Regions from separate parts of the Homo sapiens genome. Here region 2 is linked to region 1. A link is a loop called in an ENCODE intact Hi-C map of the cell type or tissue named here. Cell type or tissue: left ventricle myocardium inferior. All regions are shown on one strand. Links, peaks and the distances in the headings refer to the core of each region. The heading gives the core; the rest is flanking DNA.

What was found. A loop is a pair of places that touch in the nucleus more often than their neighbours do. Peaks named below come from ENCODE experiments on the same cell type or tissue, not always from the same donor. Only the 100,000 strongest peaks of a DNase experiment are listed, where the experiment ranks them.
Region 2: a loop joins it to region 1, with 3 times the contacts of the local background. A loop is called at or near these places in 2 of 110 quality-filtered maps.

The regions. Positions count from the first base shown.
Region 1 is chr22:38,589,489-38,599,585 of GRCh38, forward strand. FAM227A (family with sequence similarity 227 member A) reads right to left here. Exons shown (of 17, transcript NM_001013647.2): 15 at 7,716-7,868; 16 at 1,947-2,052. Among named protein-coding and RNA genes, the nearest start is that of DMC1, 24 kb to the left of the region's middle. RefSeq lists a silencer at 9,063-9,263. In left ventricle myocardium inferior, for the core only: no CTCF peak of the experiment used is centred there; no DNase peak of the experiment used is centred there.
Region 2 is chr22:38,033,338-38,043,434 of GRCh38, forward strand. It overlaps POLR2F-AS1 (POLR2F antisense RNA 1), which reads right to left and starts at 891. Exons shown (of 2, transcript NR_199596.1): 1 at 828-891. It also overlaps a transcript of POLR2F not described here. RefSeq lists enhancers at 1-1,171, 1,467-1,556, 8,953-9,452. In left ventricle myocardium inferior, for the core only: no CTCF peak of the experiment used is centred there; DNase peaks (open chromatin) are centred at 1,464 and 5,747; H3K27ac peaks cover 5,474 bases.

The DNA.
Region 1 (10,097 bases), core at 993-8,992:
TCTAAGAAATAATACAAGCAAAATTCTCAGAATTGAAGGACTCTACCCTCTGGACTGAGAGCACTCCCGACCTCAGTGACGCATATTAAGAAAAGGACTCATACCAAGGTATATCATTGTGAAACTTCAGGATACTAAGAATGAAGACAATATCCTAGAAGTTCCCACAGCTGGGAAGACAGTGACCCACAAAGCCATAGGAATCAGAATAGCGTGAGACTTCTCAACAGTAAAAGCAGCAGGCAGGAAAAATTCTCCAAAATTCTGTAGAATATTGACTTTTAACTTAGAATTTTATTTCCAGCAAAACATTTGCCAAATATCAATCAAGAACAAAGACATTTTTTCATGTCTGTAATCCCAGCACTTTGGGAGGCCAAGGCGAGAGGACTGCTTCAGCTCGGGAGTTCGAGACCAGCCTGGGCAACACAGCAAGATCTCATCTCTTAAATAATTATTTTAAAAATAGAACAAAGGGCCGGGAATGGTGGCTCACACCTGTAATCCCAGGGCTTTGGGAGGCTGAGGCGGGCGGATCACCTGAGGTCAAGAGTTTGAGACTAGCCTGGCCAACATGGTGAAACCTCATCTCTGCTACACAAAACAAAACAAAACAAAACAAAACAAAAAAACGAAAAAAATTAGCTGGGCATGGTGGCACGCGCCTGTAGTCCCAGCTACTCAGGGAGGCTGAGGCAGGAGAACTGCTTAGACCCAGGAGGAGGAAGTTGCAGTGAGCCAAGATTGTGCCACTGCACTCCAGCCTGGGTGACAGAAGGAGACTCCATCTCAAAAAAAAAAAAAAAAAAAAAAAGATGTTTTGGATATGCAAAGACTCAAATAATTTCCCATATACCTTCGTTTTGGGAACTGCTAGAAGATGTGCTCCAGCAAAGTGGACATGGCTTTTTAGGTCAGGACTATAAGGAGACAGACTTGGGCTGTCCATGGCCCTGAGGCAGAGGCAGCTTGAAAAAGAAGTCAGCCCACAGAAGGGAAGAGGATCAAGAGACAGACAGAGAAAGAGCCTGAAAATATCAAGCTGTCAGGTCTAATATGCCTGCAGATGGCCTATCATGACCTTCCCAGTTATTTAAGCTGCTACATTCTCCTTCCATTTAAGCTAGTTTGAGCTGGCTTCCTGGCACATGCAACCAAGGAGCTCTGTCTCATACAGTTCATGAAGTACATAGGCCAACACTTGGTACAGAGGAAGTACAAAATCATTAGTAGCCCTTACTACTACCAATAATAACACTAAAACTAAAATGAGAGTGGTGTGAGTAATACATAAAAGTAAGTGAACTTTTTTTTTGAGACGGAGTCTCATTCTGTCTCCAGGATGGAGTGTAGTGGCGTGATCTCGGCTCACTGCAACCTCCAGCTCCCGGGTTCAAGCGATTCTCCTGCCTCAGCCTCCCGAGTAGCTGGGATTACAGGCACGTACTGCCATGCCCAGCTAATTTTTGTATTTTTAGTAGAGATGGGGTTTCACCATGTTGGCCAGGATGGTCTCGATCTCCTGACCTCATGATCCGCCCACCTCGGCCTCCCAAAGTAGTGGGATTACAGACGTGAGCCACAGTGCCTGGCCATAAGTGAACTTTTATATGCTCTTTCCTGTGTTTTAAGAATTTTCCAGCCTGGGCAACATAGTGATACCCCCAACTCTACAAAAATAAAAAATGAGCTGGGCATGGTGGCACACACCTGTGGTCCCAGCTACTCAGGAGGCTGAAGTGGGAGGATTGCTTGAGCCCAGGAGGTGGAGGCTGCAGTGAGCTATGATGGCACCACTGCACTCAGCCTTGAGGAGAGAGTGAGACTCTGTCTCAGTAAAATAAAATAAAATAAAATAATTATTATTCTTACATGTTCACACTTCTACCTTTCCCATGGTTTTTGTTCGAACAACCCTTAAACTCAATTTCTCTTTGGAGACTTCCCTTAGTTTTCTTGTCAGGTGATTCCTCATTGACGGCTGAAGGTGGGATGAACATGTGGTTTGCCTTTTTTGTATCTGCTGCTTTTGGATCAATATTCTTCATTTCCCTGGGAGGAAAACACAGAGACATATGGAAAAAGGCTGGAGTGATTAACATGTCCTCAATGTTCTGTATGTCCTATAAACTGATAGATCCACGTGACCATTTACAAAACATGCATTGAAGTATAACATAGAAACTAGGAGTGCACAGATTCTAAGTGTGCAGCTCAAGAAATTTTCATATACTGAGCACGCCCATGTAACCAGCACTCGGATCGAGAAAGAGAACGCTGCCAGCTCCTTAGAAGCTGTCTCACATCCCTGCTCAGTCACTATCCTACTTCCTTAAGAGCAACCCTGCCCTGATGTCTAGTAGCACAGTTGTGTTTTAAGGCACCGCTTTTATCTGTAGACAAAACTTTGAGAATCACTTTATTAATATAAGGCATGATGAGCTTCTCAACAATATCTTTTTTTCTTTTTTTTTTTTTGAGATGGAGTCTTGCTCTGTCGCCCAGGCTGGAGTGCAGTGACATGATCTTGGCTCACTGCAACTTCCGCCTCCTGGGTTCAAGCGATTCTCCTGCCTCAGCCTCCCGAGTAGCTGGGATTACAGGTGCATGCCACCATGCCTAGCTAATTTTTTGTATTTTCAGTAGAGACGGGTTTCACAGTGTTAGCCAGGATGGTCTCGATTTCCTGACCTCATGATCCGCCCACCTCGGCCTCCCCAAGTGCTGGGATTACAGGCGTGAACCACTGCGCCCAGCAACAGTATCTTAAACAACAAAAAGTGATGTATTTAGCAATGCAACTGCTAACACACAGTTACAAACTTCCTCTTGACAAAAAAATCTTTACTACAATTCACCTAATGAGAATTTATTTATTAAACAAGAGTATCCTTTATTTCTGAAATATATAAGCTATAAACTTAATCCTGGATATTCTATATGAATTTAATGTTAATTTTAAACTAGTTCTGAACTTTAAAACGTTCTGGCCATGGAATGGAAGGGTTATTTGCAACTTCCAGAAGAAATGCATTTCTTTGGACTCATCTTCCTTTGAACTGGATGAAATGTGGACGTGGTGGCTGGAACTTGAGCAGCCATTTCTTACCATGAAGTTAAATCATGGGCTGAAGCTAAATCATGGGCTGAAGCTAGTGGAACAATATGATAAAAGATCTTGAGACCCTGTCACTATGAACTTTCATATCTACTGGAGTCCTTGTAAATGAGAGAAAAGAAATTGTAATAAATTTTAGCCACTGTTTGAGTTTTTCTGTCACTCTAAGCCAAACCTAATTATAACTGATACAATTACCTACCTATGGGCCTAGTTCTGAGAAAAGTCTTTACAGACCTTAATTTATTTGATCAATACAACCCTACAAAGTAGGAAATACTATCAAATGACTGAAGTACAACAAAACGACTGAGGATCAGTGAGGTGTGTGCAAATAACCCTTCCATTTTTATTCCATGGCTAAAACTTAGCCCCATAGCCAGACCTGCCTGTGGCCTTAAAAAGGCAAAAATAGTTTAATAGTCCATGGTCACAGAACCAGTAAGTAAAAAGACCTGTATCCCAACCTTAGCCTCTGCCATTCCATGGATCCCGCCATCAAGGCTTGTTACGACTATTGGGAGAGACAGATATGAGAGCAATCATAATGCCTGGTGCCCAGAAGGTGCTGAAAATCTGTTGGGACAATGAACTACAGAATAAATAAAGCATAATGGACTGGGCGCAGTGGCTCACGCCTATAATCCCAGCACTTCGGGAGGCTGAGGCAGGCAGATTACAAGGTCAGGAGATCAAGACCATCCTGGCTAACACGGTGAAACCCCGTCTCTACTAAAAATACAAAAAAATTAGCCGGGCATGGTGGCGGACACCTGCAGTCCCAGCTACTTGGGAGGCTGAGGCAGGAGAACGGCATGAACCCAGGAGGCGGAGCTTGCAGTGAGCCGAGACTGCGCCTCTGCACTCCAGCCTGGGCGACAGAGCAAGACTCCGTCTCTAAAACAAAACAAAACAAAACAAAAAAAGAATAAATAAAGCATAATGAACAACAGTTACAGAGGCAGAAGCAAAGAGCCCCAAAGAGCAGTCCCTATGTCTTCTCCCTTCTCCATCCCGACCCTCTCCTCCCTCACTTACATGTTCAATCTCTCCCCCTTCACACAGGCTTGGGTCTTCTACCTTATGTTTATTTATTTATTTAGAGACAGGGTCTCACTCTGTCACCCAGACTGGAGTGCACTGGCATGCTCCCGGCTCACCGCAACTTCTGCCTCCCAGGCTCAAGCGATTCTCCTGCCTCAGCATCCCAAGTAGCTGGGATTACAGGTGTGCGCCACTACCACCCAGCTATTTTTTCTATTTTTAGTAGAGACGGGGTTTCACCATGTTGGCCCGGCTGGTCTCAAACTCCTGACCTCAAATGATCCACCCGCCTCGGCCTCCCAAAGTGCTGGGATTACAGGTGTGAGCTACTGTGACCAGCCTTCTACCTTATGTTTAAATAGCCCCTGTTACTTACCATCTGATCTTGCCTTTTTGATGCAGAATTTTATTCCTTCTGCTTCCTAGGAATCCCATCCATCCACAGGGACTTACATCTTCCCCTTCACGTCCCAGGCTCTGCCTTCCGACTTTAGCCTTGTTGAGACTGCCCTCTACCAAGTCGCCTACCTGTCTCTGCCCCACGTTTTGGAGTCTGGCCACTACATTGCTGCTTGCTGCTTCCCTACTGTCCTTTGTCCCCTTGGCTTTATGGTCAGTGTGTCTGCATATATGGACTCTCCTCCTTCCCTTCTGGTCACTCCTCCCCTTACAGAATATTCTGTCCTCCCTGACTTATGTGGTTGCCCTCCAAGATTGTCCTCAACCTCAGCTTCCACATCTGTAAAATGGGGATAAGTAAATAATTGTACCACTTTAAACACACTGTCTTATAACCTACACTTCGGTCCAATAATATGTTGTGACCATCTTTCCTTGTAAAACAAAAATAGAGGGAGGTTTTTCTTGGCTGCAGAGTATGGAGGTATGATAGTTTTATTTAACCAATCATCTTTTGATGAACATTAATGCTGAACTGCATTCCTGTGGTGTTGGTGGTGGTGATGTCTAATGGGGTTTTGTGAATGTGTGTGGTCTGTGTCCCATAGTATTTTATAAATAACTCAATTGTGGCCGGGTGCGGTGGCTCATGCCTGTAATCCCAGCACTTTGGGAGGCTGAGGCGAGCAGATCATGAGGTCAAGAGGTCAAGACCATCCTGGCCAACATGGTGAAACCCAGTCTCTACTAAAAATGCAAAATTAAAAGGCCAGGCATGGTGGCTAACGCCTGTAATCCCAGCACTTTGGGAGGCCGAGGGGGGTGGATCACGAGGTCAGGGGATCGAGACCATCCTGGCTAACACGGTGAAACCCTGTCTCTACTAAAAATACAAAAAATTAGCCAGGCGTGGTGGCATGTGCCTGTAATCCTAGATATTTGGGAGGCTGAGGCAGGAGAATCGCTTGAACCTGGGGGACGGAGGTTGCAGTGAGCCGAGATTGCACCACTGCAATGCAGCCTGGCGACAGAGCGAGACTCCATCTCAAAAAATATATAAAAATAAAAATAAAACCCAATTGTATTATATTGCATAACAAAGTATTTATCTACATATTCATATTTTTCTGTCCCTCTTATTATGGGAGACATGGATAGCTGTCTAGCCAATAGCAATTCCCTCTTTCTCGTTTGTAAACTGAATCCCATTTTGTTTTGGACAACAAAGTGCCCAGTTCTATGGAAGGTCCAGTCCAGTTGTGGAAATCTCGCCCTCCTTGGCCAGATATTTCCCATGCTTCCCTTGCAGACAGGGTGGCTCCATGAAAGAGTTATAGGGGCATGAAGGAAAGACATGAGAGAGACAAAGAAAGATAAAAGAAAGTGAGCTATTCTTTATGGAAAAATGCCAGCTAATAAATGTAGAAGGAATGGCAGAAGTAGAAAAATCACCATTTTGCAACCTTAAATGTAATAGTTAATCAGGCAAAGACCACTGATGAGTGCTAAAACCACTGTGTGAAAGATGTTGGGGAAGCACATTCACACAGTCTGGGAGAATCACATCATTTATTCCTGACTAATTAGAAAGACAAACATGTGCTCTTACAATGCAGAGATCTGGTAGATACCAGTTTAACCAAGTGTTTAAACTTAGCATCACCAGTAGCAGAGCAACCTGACATGATATGCCTCCTAATGGGATGCAACATAAATATACAACATCACCTGTGAAAGATTTTGGGCAAAATGATTTAACTTGAATCTAATCAAACCTCTAGCATAGACCTAATGTCCAGTGTACAGAAAACATAGGCTATATTGGAACAAATTCAATGCTACTTTGAGGAAATATCAGAAAAACCCAGAATGTGGCTTGAGCTTTTCAAAAAAGTCCATGTCATAAAAAAACAACTAATAAGGGGGGGGGGGCAGGATACTGTTATAGATTCAAAGACACCAAAGAGATAAAACTAAATACAATTTCTGGCTAGGCACGGTGGCTCACGCCTATAATCTCAACAGTTTGGGAGGCTGAGGCAGGGGCAGATCACCTGAGGTCAGGCGTTTGAGACCAACCAGGCAACATGGTGAATCCCCTTCTCTACTAAAAACACAAAAATTAGCCGGGCATGGTGGTGCACACCTATAGTCCCAGCTACTCGGGAGGCTGAGGCGGGAGGATTGCTTGAGCCCAGGAGGCAGAGGCTGCAGTGAGCCAAGATCACACCACTGCACTCCAGCCTAGGCAACAGAGTGAGACTCTGGCTCAAAAAACAAAAAACAAAATATAATTTGTGATTCTTGATTGGATCCTGGAGCAGCAGGTAAAGCCAAAGACACACTGAGTTAGGCACAGTGGCTCGTGTCTGTAATCCCAGCACTCCAGAGGAGGCTAAGGAAGGAGGATCACTTGAACCCAGGAGTTTGAGGCTGCAGCAGGCTGTAATTGAGCTGCTGCACTGCAGCCCGGGTGACTGAGTGGGACCCTGTCTCTAAAAATTAAAATACATTTTGGGGACAATTGGGGAAATCTGAATTTGGATTAGCTATTAGAGAGAGAAAGCAAATGGGGCAAAATGTGAATACTTGGCAAATGCCTGATGGACAGTTCAGTGTACTATCCTGATGGACAGTTCAGTGTACTATCCTGATGGACAGTTCAGTGTACTATCAACTTTCTGAAAGGTTTTTCTAAGTAAAATAAAATTTCTGAAAAAGGCAGAAGACAGAGGAAAATGTCCATAATATGCTGCTAGTGGGAAAAAATAGGTCTAAAAAACAGACCAACAGTATGACTCTACACTACTTTATTTAGTGATACGGATATATGGGCCCAGAAAAAAAAGACTGGAAGGATTTATAGGAAAATGTTGGCAATGTGTATCTCTTGGTACTTTTATGTGGTTTCCGGGTCCTTTGTTTGCTTTCATTGAACACATAATGTTTTTGTAGTTAGAAAAAAAAAATAACAACAAAAAAAGCTCTGGTCTCTGTTATTAGGAGTTTATAATCTGACCACAAGAAAGCTGATTATGCTTATGATGGTTACAGGAAACCCCCCTGCCCCACCAACCCATTTAAAAATGATGATGATCGTGTGCTGCAAAAGATAAGTGCGGAACAACGGCATTCCCCAAAGCCCCTTCCATACCTGGAGAAGTTGTCTTGCAGCTCCTTTAGATGCTTGTCAAAATAATTCCATTCAGTCCAATGATGCTGGTACAACTGATTGAGGTTGTCTTTCCGCTTCTTCATGCTGCACAGGGTCTCGCTGATGACATCAGTATACGTTGGGGTGCAGTCAGTGGCTTCCGCTGTCAAGGAAATCCCCGTACTGTGGAACTGTGTTGACGCTGCATTATTAGTGGCATGAGCGCAGTGCATGGGGAAGAGGGGCATGGAGGACAGAACAGGGAAAATGCCCTGCGTTTCTGGATAAGATACCTGAAATCTGAGCAAGAGATGACTCTCCTGCTCTTTGACCATGGCCTGCTTTGGAGGGAAGAGGCCATCCTATCCGTGGCCAGGCGTTCTCTACGTAGGAATAAAGTCCTTCTCTGCCCCTGTGGATGGAAGGCAGGGCTAAGAAATACTTTTTTAGACTGTCATCTGAAATTCTTATTCTATTATCACAGCGGTGAATAGGAAGGGCTCCCAGCTTTCCTTTTCTCTCAGCCCAAGGCCTCATTCTCCATCTCGTTTGTATATAAAAATATTCTTGGCCAGGCGCGGTGTAATCCCAGCACTTTGGGAGGCCAAGGCAGGCGGATCACGAGGTTAGGAGATTGAGACCATCCTGGCTAACACTGTGAAATCCCATCTGTACTAAAAATACAAAAAATTAGCTGGGCATGGTGGCACATGCCTGTAATCCCAGCTACTTGGGAGGCTGAGGCAGGAGAATCGCTTGAACCCAGGAGGCGGAAGTTGCGGTGAGCCGAAATCGCGCCACTGCACTCCAGCCTAGGCAACAGAGTGAGACTCTGTCTCAAAAAAAAAAAAAAAAAAGAAAATTCTCCCTCTGCTCTGCCCTCCTTCCACCCCTTCTTGATTGGTTAGAATCTCAGCTACACTCGCCACAAGCTGTGGGACCTCAGACAAGATAGCAGTCATCCTCTGTGCCTCCATTTCCATATCTGTAAAACAGAGATAATAATGCCCACTTTAGATGATGTTAATCATAATCCTGGTAGTTATTTATGTAGTATCAGCTGTATGCCATTTAATCCTCATCACAACACTGTAAGTTTGGTATAACTATCCAAATTTTAGGAATGAGTAGATAAAGATATTGAGCTTGGAGGTCGAGCTGTGCACATAAGATCTCAAAGCCAGTGGTTGCTAAACTGGGACTCAAATCTAGGGCTGCATATCCCAACCCAGGTTCCTTCCACTACACTAAACTGTCTTTAGAGAACAATGAAGTGATGTTTGGGAAAACATGTTGCAAGAAATAAAACACTATGAAATGTGAGTTGTTGTTATTACTCTCTCCCTATAGAACATGTAAATAAGTTTGCGGACATGCAGTTCTGTGCAGAAGACGCAAAGTCCTCCTAGTTCATTACGAAACTCCTCCTGTTGGGGAGCTCAATGTAGACGTGGATCATCCCAGCCCTTGTTATCTGCCAGGCACTAGCCTTTATCTCTGTTGTGTCTGTAATCTGCATAATAGCCCTATGAGGCAGGTACTCTTATCCCTATTTTACAGGTGAAAAAAATGAGGCACAGAGAGAAGCTGGAACTTATCTCAAATCACTCGGTTTGCAGTAGAGTTGGTTCCTGAGTCCAGGTGTGTTTGAACCAATAGACCAGTTTGATTCCAAATAGAACCCGTGTTCTCTGACTCCTATGGTAAGCTGCTAAGACTCAGGACACCAATATAGGCCACACTTGTTTTCTTTCTTTTTTTTTTTTTTTTGAGATGGAGTTTTACTCTTGCTGCCCAGGCTGCAGTGCAATGGCGTGATCTCGGGTCACTGCAACCTCCGCCTCCTGGGTTCAAGCGATTCTCCTGCCTCAGCCTCCCAAGTAGCTGCGATTATACAGGCACGCACCACCAGGCCCAGCTAATTTTTTTTGTATTTTTAGTAGAGACGGGGTTTCACCATGTTGGCCAGGCTGGTCTCAAACTCCTTACCTCAGATGATCCGCTCATCTCGGCTCTCACAGTGCTGGGATTACAGGCGTGAGCTACCACGCCTGGCCAACCACACCTGTTCTCTTGAGATCTGAGCTTTCTATTAGATCTTTAGGATAAATGGCAACAGGGCCAGGAATATGCTGATGGGTCTAAGGGAGGAATGTGTCTGAGGAGGGTGTTAGATGAAACATACATGTGGACAACAAAATTCCTGGTCAGTACATACTCTGGGGTCAACGAGTGTCTGGGAAGCACTATTTAGTTTCAATATATGTTAGAATACCAAGTTAGCACATTCATTCTGGTAGGTGGAAAACAGATTTTGCACACAAGGAAATTTGACACACCCTGGGGTCTCATGGCCAGTTCACGAGGCTGGCTCTAGATTTG
Region 2 (10,097 bases), core at 1,193-9,192, 560 kb before region 1:
AAAGCGCTTGTCCAGGGCGGCCTGCTAGGCTCTGGTAGAGCCAGGGCTGGAATTTCCCTGGCCCCAGATCCCAGAGTCTAGAGGTTGCAGCGGGGTTCAAGCCTGGTTACCCAGTCCCTCTGGGGTAGGGCTGGTTCTGTAGGACCAGATGGGGCGACAGACAGGCCCAGCTGCTGGGAACTCCAGGACCAATCACCAGTGCCCACAGAGCCTCGCCAAGGCAAGCCCTGCTGGGCTGGCACAGCCTCTGAGGCCAAGCCTGCTCCCCCAGTGCAGTGGGGGTTGGGGGATGGGATCTGGCCCCGGCGGAGCGGGAGGGACTGGGTGGCGGATTTGTGTTTCCACTTGATTTCCTCAGTTGTTTTCCAAGAGCGGTGGCAGGATCCTGAGGGGAGGGGTGGATGTGGGGAAGCCACCGGAAGGCGCCACGGCCCCGCTGCCTGCCCCCCATGTGACTCCACTGACTGACGACAGTGCCCGTGGAAGGGCCTCGAGGCTTCTGTCCTGTGCTCGCTGGGAGAGGGTGTGACGTGGACGAGGGCACTGGGCGACTCCTCATGACCCATGCTGACTCTAAGTTTGCTGCTCACTTGGGGCCCCAACCCCTTTGATTCTGGGAGTCAAGAGAGGTTGTGACCGCCGCTGACCCCTATTCCCTGCACCATCCCAGGGGTCAAGTGGCTGGGGCCGAACCCGGACAGGGCAGGAGTGCCCCAAAACCTAGGGCTTGGCATGGCCCCTTGGTGTCCTCCCGACTCCCCTTGTCAGCTCCTTCCGCCTCCCCTTCTGCTTCCTCTACTCCCACCGTTTCAGCCTTGCTGCCTCACCACCACCATCTGTCCCCCAGCTCCTTGGGCCTGTCCACGCTGCTCCTCATCCCCACTAGTTGTCTTTTCCGCCTTCCAGGGCTGCACTGGGCTCTCACTGGGCCTCGGGCCACAGCCTCTTCCCTTCCATGCACCCCTGCGTCCCAGGCCTGGCAGCTTCCCCAGGCCTGTCACAGAGGAGTGGGGTCAGCCACTCCTGGCTTCAGAATCTGCTCGGCCACTTCCTGGCCACGTGGCGGCAGGCAGGTCCCAACCCTTCTCTGGGCTCCAGCTTCCTCCTCCAAGAAGCGGGGGAGGGGATAATGCAAAACCAGCGACCTCCTGCACCAGCTCTAAGGAGACCGAAGTGCCCAGCATGGGGCGGGGTGCGGAGGCAGCCAAGAGCTCAAAGGAGAGCCAGGCCACTTGGAGTTGAAATCCCAGCGCTGACACCAGCCGTGCAGCCCTGGACCCCTCTCTGAGCCTCAATGTCCCCCTCTGTAAAATGGGGATAATAATAGCAGCTTCCCCTTGGGACAGAATGAACTAATCCCAGGGGAGACCTGTCAGCCTGGGCTTTCTGGAGGGGGTTGTGCCTGCGCAGCTCGGAACAATGAGTCAGAAGCAGCCAGCAGAGACACAGAGCGCACTGGAGGTGGGGGCAGGGCTTGAGCAGAGGCCAGAGGAGAAACCAGTTGGGAGCTTTCGGCCCAGGGCTGGGAGTGGTGGGAGGTGAGACCTGGGGCCGTGGCCTAGGACGAGCTGGGGCTTTCCAGGATCCCACCCCAGCCTCCCCACCCCACCTTGCTAGCCAGGGGGCTGACATCCCTCCCCACTCCCCAAGCAGATTCCCTTGTGCTGGTCCTTCCACCTAAGCTCTCCCCACACCTCTTGGCCTCTGCAAATCCTGCCCATCCCTCCATAACACACATAGTGTAGGTCTTGCTTCTTCCAGGAAGCCTTCCCTGCTCTCTGCCATAGCCATCTCTCTCTCTCCCCCTGTGTGTGTCTCTCTCTCTCGGTCTCACACCCTTCTGTGGCATCGCCTGTGGCACAAACTCACCATGGTGGGTTATTCTGTAAATGGTGCACATCTGGAGCCCATTAACTGTTAACAACAGGCGCCTCCGAGGCCTTTACATCCAGTGTGGTGTGTGCATACCCCTCACCTTGCCTGATTCTCAGCACCATCCTATGGGACGAGAGGGATAAGCCCATTTGACAGATGAGGATGCTGAGGCCTAACAGGCCAAGGGGCTGCTGCCCAACGGTCTAGAGCAAGTCAGTGGGGCAAGTGGGAATCAGGGGTCGCTCTCTTCCCTTCCCAGGGCAGGGGGCCTGGCAGGAGCACGTTTCTTTTCTGTTCATTTGCAATCCCTCGGTCTATCCTGCTCGTGTCCTCGGGGCCATGCAGCCTCCCTCTCCTGCCCACCGGCCTCTCTGCCATCTGAAACCTCCTGCTACTATCACCACTTTCTGCATGACTGCCCCACCTCACTCTCCAGGTGCTGCCTGACACCCGCAGGCACTTCATATGCATCTGCTTCATAACCATGGCTGAACTGAGGCACCCGCCGGGCCACTGGGAACAGCAGAAGAGGAGGGGAAGCCCTGGCGGGAGCGGGTGGGAGGTGCTGCCCCTTCCCAGCTGGGTGACCATGAGTTGCAGCCTCACGTCTCAGAGCCCCCTTCCTGCCCCCAAAGGGCAAGCTGCCTTCTTTTGATGAACCCACAAAGCTCCAGGGTGGGTGTGGTTTTACTGATGAGGAAACTGAGGCCCTGGGAGGCCAGGAACCAGCCTGAGGTCAGAGGTGAGGCACTGAGCCCCTGCTTTTCTTTTTTTTTTTTTTGAGACAGAGTCTCGATCTGTTGCGCAGGCTGGAGTGCAGTGGCAGGATCTTGGCTCAATGCAACCTCCGCCTCCCGGGTTCAAGCAATTCTCCTGCCTCAGCCTCCCAAGTAGCTGGGATTACAGGCGTCTGCCACTGCACCTGGCTAAGTTTTTGTATTTTTAGTAGAGACGGGGTTTTGCCATGTTGACCAGGCTGGTCTCGAGCCCCTGACCTCAGGTGATCCACCTGCCTCAGCCTCCCAAAGTGCTGGGATTACAGGTGTGAGCCACCGCACCCAGCCGAGCCCCTGCTTTTCTAGGCCATTTGCTGATGTCACGGCACCATGAGGCTGGTGGGGCAGGGAATGTCCTCAGAGTCCTTTGAGAAGCTTTAAAAATTCCCCGAAGGAGAGGCTTCCTTCTGTGCAACCAGGAAGTCCACAGGCAACTTTCCCCTTCAGGGGCCTGGAAGCCCCCATTAGTGAACCGCCCTCATGGGCAAGGCTGCTCTCCTTAGGAACCTGTCCTAGAGGAGCAGGCCCATTCTTAGCACATACTAGATGCTCAGTAAACACTTACTGAAAGAATGATTTGGATCTCATTTAGGAGGGGTGGGCAACCGGGGAGGAGTGGCTGCAAGGGATGGGAGACGGGGTAAGGAGGGCTGCGGCCAAGAACTGTGGGTCTCTCAGTTTCTGACCTTGACCTCCAGAGAGTCCTGTTGCGATGGAGTTCAGACCACACCATCCCCTGCTTAAAGCCCCAACGGGCCCCTCATGCCTAGCCTTCCCCCAGCGTTCAGAGCTGGGCCCTCCAACCCCACGTGTCTGACTCCTTTTCCCACACACTGGCCTCCTGGCTGTTCCTAAACTCAACAGCACATTCCCTCTCAGGCCTTTTGTGCTGTTGCCACCGGCTGGAACATTCTTTCCCCAGACATCCTTCCTCTCTTCTTTCAGATCTTTGTCAAAGGTCATACTCTTGCAGGGGTCTTCTCTGACCACCATGTCTAACATAACACCCCTCCCATCTCTCTTCACGTTTACCCTGCTTTGTTTTTTATTCTGGAACTCATGGCTGCCTGATGTTAGCTTGTAGGTTTACTTGTATACTATGCATCTTCCTGAGGAGAGAGGAGAATATCTGCTCCGTGAGGGTAAGCTGGTCTGTTATGTCCACTGCTGTAGCCCCAGAGCTGGGCACATGGCCACTGCTCAATCAGTGTTTGTGGAAGGAAGGAAGGACTGACCTTTTTATTCTGCTAATGAGCAACCTTATGTTATGTTATGTTATGTTATGTTATGTCATGTTATTTTTGAGACAAGGTGTCACTCTGTCTTCCAGGCCAGAGTGCAGTGGCGCAATCTTGGCTCACTGCAGCCTTGAACTCCTGGGCTCAAGCGATCCTCCCGCCTCAGCCTCTAGAGTAGCTGGGACTACAGGTGCACACCACCATGCTCGGCTATTTTTTTTTTTTTTTTGTAGAGATGGGGATCTTGCTATGTTGCCCAGGCTGGTCTTGAACTCTTGGCCTCAAGCAGTCCTCTGCTTTGGTCTCCCAAAGTGCTGGGAATGCAGCTGTGAGCCACTTCCTGGCCAATGCCTGGCCTCTTCCTATCTCCTTTTTTTTTTTTTTGAGACGGAGTCTCCCTCTGTTGCCCAGGCTGGAGTGCAGTGGCACCATCTCAGCTCACTGCAACCTCCACCTCCCGGGTTCACGCGATTCTCCAGCCTCAGCCTCCTGAGTAGCTGGGACTACAGGCACGTGCCACCATTCCTGGCTAATTTTTGTATTTTTAGTAGAGATGAGGTTTCACCACGTTGGCCAGGATAGTCTTGATCTCCTGACCTCGTGATCCACCCACCTCGGCCTCCCAACTCTTCCTATCCTTTGTTCATGGAGTGCCTCCTATGTGTGGCCCTGTGTGAGGTGCTTTTTGAATAAGTAGCCTCAGCAGAGAGACAGCAGCTCACTTCATGCAGGTTGGCCGGAGGTAGCAAGGGTCATCAAGTCAGCGTGTGGGAAGTACCCTAAGCACAGTAGGTGCTCATGAACAGTAGCTTCTTTTAGAACAACTTGCCTATTATCAGATGGCCTCTCTGGGAGCCTGAGAGCCAGTGTTGGGGGGTAGAAGGTGGGGGAAGGGGAGAAAGCTGGGGTGGGGAAAGAAAAAATGTGATTAAATTTTAGGAAAAACGTCCTGAAAGGCAAACTGTGCAAAGATGGAAGGGACAAGCTCCCTGTCAGTATCAGGAGGCCAATGGAGCCCTGGTGGCCCTGGAACCAGGACCAGCTTTGGGACCTGAAGCCAGAGGATGTGAGGATTCAGAGGGCGTCCTCTTGAGGTTAGGGTGGGCCAGGCCCCAGAGCTTGGAGCAAGCAGCTTGGGGGAAAGGACCAGGCCGGGCCCAGGCAGGTGGAAGCCATGGCTCTGGCCGGGTCACAGGGCGGCTGGGGTTTGACCTGGCGGCCATGATGGGCTCTGGACCCAGGAGCCACCCGGGCACAGGATGGGACGGGTTGAGAGATTGGTCGTCCAGGCGTTGAGTGTGCCCTCGCTCCTCCCCACCTTCCGCCGTGGCCTTGAGCCCCTTGCGCCCGCGCCCATGGGGTTAAATCTCTCCCTGTCTCTCTCTGCTCCAAGTTGTTTTCCAAGTGAGGCAGAGAATGGTTCTCTTGTTACCAACATGGCTTCTGGGCATTGGGTAATGCGCTCCCTCTTCTCCCGCAGCGCCACAAAGGGACCTTTTGTTCCCCTCCCTGCCCCTCTCGCTGGCTCTTCCCGGCCCCCCACCCACCCAAACTCCCTCCTCCCCCCGCCGGCGCCCGCACCCCGGGGCTGCGCGCTGACCGTGGCGGCCGCGGCGCCCTCCCTCTCCCAGCGCCTGCACTGGCGGCCGCCATCTTGCGAGCGGCCCTCAGGGCGGCCTGGGCTTTCCCAGGGTTCTCGGGGCCGGGGCAGTCGTAGGGGGCGGCTGGGGCTCCACAGGACGTTCGTGACCCACCTTGCGCCCCCCAGGGAGTGGCAGGACCCTCCCGTCCCCAGCCTCCGCGCCAGGCCTCGTCCCTGCATGGGACAAGAGGCAGCCCTCCGCCATTTCCCGCGGCCCTTGCCTCCCGGGAGCGGCTCCCCTCTGACGACTGAGTGGACTGCGCTTGAGGGGGCCGCCGCTGGGAACCAGCCCCTCCAGAAAGAGCCGTCTCTGCACCCGCTCCCACCCGTGGGAAGCACCAGATGGGGCTGTCTCCCGAGACAAAGCCTAAAACCAAATGTACCGGAATTTTTGGAAACTGAAACACAACTTGTCCTAGATAGGAATGTCAGGAAGCCAGCGAGAGAATGAAGAGTCTGCCGTCCGGGGACACAATTTCTGTCCACTGTCCCTGCCCACGTCCCCTCACAGCCCTGCAAGGTGGGTGGGGACGGCTGATGATGCCATTTTCAGATGAGGAAACTGAGGCACAGAGAGGCTCCACAGCCAGGACTGGGCGCTCATCCAGTTGACTCCAGGGCAGATCCTCTCTTCCCAGGGCAGCCACCCCCGCCTTGTGAGAGCCGGTGCCCGGGGGAGGGGAAGGATGGAGACCTGGGCAGTTCACCCAGGCCCAGGAGCCAGAGCCCTGGCAGGTTGTACGCAGCTGCTCCCAAGAGGCACCCCTTCCACCCCTGCACCAGCCCTGCCTCCACAGAGGCGCAAAGGAAGCAAAGGCACTGCTGGCGAAGAACCTTGGCATTCCAGCCGCGCACAGACACCCAGAGAGGAAACCCGAGCACCCGGAACTGGACGGGGTGGCGGGCAGGGGCAGGGCGAGGGCCATTGAGTTCAGCGAGACCCTGGCGGCCCTCAAGGAAGACAGGCAAATCAGTGAAGAGCCCCTGTGCTGCAAGAGGGGGCCTGGGCTACCCAGGAGCGCCTAACCTGAAGTTGGGAAAGGAAGGCTTCCTGGAGGAGGTGACTGTGAATAAAGTCTCAAGAGACAGTAAAAGTTCTGCAGGCAATGAAAATGAGAAATGGAGTCAGGTGTGGTGGCTCACACCTGTAGTCCCAGCACTTTAGTAGGGTGAGGTGGGAGGATCACTTGAGGCCAAGGAGTTGGAGACCAGCTTGGGCAACATAGGGAGACTCTGTCTCTACAAAAAGATTAAAAAATTAGCTAATCATGGTGGTGTATGCCTGTGGTCCCAGTGGTCCCAGCTACTTCGAAGGCTGAGGCCAGAGGATCACTTGAACCTGTGAGGTCAAAGCTGCAGTGAGCCGAGATCACACCATGGCACCCCAGCCTGGGGGCCAGTGAGACCCTGTCTCAAAAAAAAAAAAAAAAAAAAAAAGAAATTGAGAAAAGGGTAGGAAAGCAGATGTGAATGGCAAAACTGGTGGGGAGAGGCACCCCAGGCCATGGGCTGGAGCAGAGGGCCTGGCAGGGGTGGTGGGAGAGGCAGCAGGGGGAAGAGCAGTCAGCAAAGTGGCTACAGAGGTCAGCAGGGAGCTCCTGAGGACCAAGGGTGGCCTGGGAAGGTCTGGGGACTAGATCCTGAGGGCAGTGGGGTGGTCACTGTAGGATTTCAAGGGAGTCAGATTTGTGTTCTAGAAAGGTTGTCACCATATGGCCTGACCATATGCCAGTCTGGTTCATTACTGTTTTCCTAGCACCTAGCTCAGTGCCAGCACACAGTAGATGTTCAGTAAATGCTTTGAATCAATACACAGATGCCAGCGGTGTATCCAGAGGCAATGGTTAACTCCTGTGGGGGTCCTTCAGCTTCAGTTTCCTCCTTTGTGAACGAGGGCACTGGCACCTGCCTGGTGGGCATGTTGTGATGGTGAAGGGAGCATGGCAGTTTGGGCTTGCTGTCCTGCACACGGTCAGCGCTCTGTAATGGCAGCTTTTATAAAACGTGTGGAGGATGTGCCAAGGGGAACATGGGGGCAAGGACCCTGGACAGGAGTGGTCAAGTCAGCCAGAGGAGAGAGAATAATGATGACAACAGTGACGTTGATCAAAGGCTGAAGTTCTTCATGTATTTCATTCATGTCATCCTCAACACAGTGAAGGAAGACGGCACCGTAGTTATCCCTGTGTTATTTTCCAGGAGGCGGCGGCTCAGAGAGGAGTGACTCGCCTGAAGCCCCGTGAACAATGCATGGTGGACGGAAGTACATGGAATGCCAGAGCCAGGCTGGTGACTAGTGCTGGTGGTGGGGACTGGTCAAGGCGGCCGCCAGGGAAGGGATGTGAGGACACGGTCTAGACTGATGGACCAGATGGCGGGGGCAGGCACAGGGGGAGGGAGGTTTCCAGGACACCCCTCAGTTTCTGGCCCAGGTGACCAGGTGGAAGGTCATTCCATCTCCTGAGTGAGGGACACAGCAGGACAGACAGGCTTGGGGAGGGACTGTTGGGATGTCTGGAGTCTAGGAGAGGATCCAGGCGGGGGATGGAGGGGAGGGCGGAATGAGCTCATGGGGCAAGTGGAAGGCTTGTGGGCGGTGGAAAAGCTCCAGCCCCCGGACACCTAGCCAAGGTCAAGTAATAACGACAGTAGACGTTACATAGCCTTGACTCTGTACAGACCTCATCCTGCATCCTTACGTTAACTCATTGAACCCTCCCAACCATTATCAAATTGGAGGTACCATTATCACCCCCATTTTATAGTTGGGGAAACTGAGGCAAGAGACATTAAGTCTGCAATATTGGAATAGGCAAATCTGTAGAGAAAGGAATGTGGGTGAGTGGTGGGCTGGGGCTGGGGGCTGGGAAGGATCATGGCTAACGGGCACAGGCTTTCTTTTTTGGGTGATGAAAATATTCTAAAATGACTGTGAAAATATTGCACAACTCTGTGAACATGTGAAAACCCACTGAACTGTATGCTCTAACTGTATGAATTGTATGGTATTTGAATTTCACCTCAATAAAGCTGTTATCAAAAAGCAAGAGAGAGAGAAAGAGAATATTTGTACTTGGACATTTTTGCCCCTGGGTGGAGATTACTCCACCTCAGGAAGCAGTAAACCCCAACCACCAATTTTTGGAGGCTTGCTGCATATGACTTTGGGGAGGAGTTGGGGAAGGATGGGGTAGGATAGTGTCTCAACTGCTCTTCCTGGAGGAACGAGGGCCCAGCCAGCAGATCACCCAGAAGTTTGGTGCCCCAGCCCCTCCTAGAGGAACCCTGGTGTCTGCTTGGGTCCAGGAGCACACAGTGGCTGCCTTCCTCCGGGTCCTCCTGGTCCCTGCAGGTCATGGGCTGGAGGCCCCGGAGGATCTCTGTGATGGTCACACTTGGCTCCTCCCTCCACAACCCAACTGAGGCCGGGAGGCCCAGGGTGCCCTGGTGCCCAGGTGCCCAGGGGCTGTGACTGACCCATGGCCTGTGCCAGGATGGGCACTGTGAAGAGGCTCCAGGGACCCCCTGGGTGTGAGCCAGTGGGAGAATGAAAAGAGGAAGGAAGAAGTCTGCAGGCCTGCCCCACCCACCTGGAGGGGTCAGAGAAGGAGCCGCACTGTCCAGGAGGGTGGGGTGGCCAGCAAAGTGGCCTGGAGAGACGAGGAGGAGAGGGTTTGGGAGAGTGCCTTCCCATGCCATGGCACCTTCTCCAGAGCAGGGTCACAAGCATTCAGGAGGGAAGGAAGTGCAGACAGCTAGTAGACAGTTCTTTGGGGAAGCTGGGCTGGGAAGGGAGAAGGAGTAGAGCAATAGCTGTTCTTATTTTCTGGGCTGAGAGGAAGGAATGGGTAGAGGGGAGAAGAGCTGCTGACCACACAGAAGAGGGCTGGGCCAGTGGGAGAGGGGCTCCTGCAGAGATGGAGGGTTCTAGAGCTGGGTGGGGGCCCCCCACTCCCAGGCGGGCAGCAGGTGGGGTGAGGACTGAGAGCTGCAAAGCTGGTGGCCGGAGGGGAGGCCAAGGGGCCCTGTCCAATGGCCTCTCCTCTCTGCAATAGAGGAGGGGTGTCAGGAGTGTAGGGCTTCAGGGGGTTTACTGTCTCTACTGAAGGTCCCAGAAGAAGGAAGCCTTGGGGACCAGAAAGGGTGGGTGGTGCTGGGTGAGGGCCCACATGCCACTGCTGGGCTGTGTGGAAGGTCCCGTCTGAAACAGGGTTGTTCTTTCTCTTCTGAGAGCTCCGAGTGCTGGCCATGTGCCCCTGGCCTGGGGAGCAAGGGGCCTGTCCTCTGTGGGTTTATTTACAGCTTTTCAGAGGTGCCCCTGCCTGGTCCTGGGCAACTTGTCATCAGCGCACCTGGTGTGGATACTGAGGAGAACTGAGAGAGGCTAGGTAGCTCCCGGTGCTTCCCCAGGCCCCCAGCCCCATCCCTCAGCTGAGGACTGCACCTTCCTCTCCCACCCAGGCTGTACCTGTCACTGCCCTCCACTCCACCAGGCTCAGCACACAGTAGGGCCTTAGTCAGTTTGCCCTTATGCCTGTATGCTCTGGGCAGATTCAAAGCACTTTC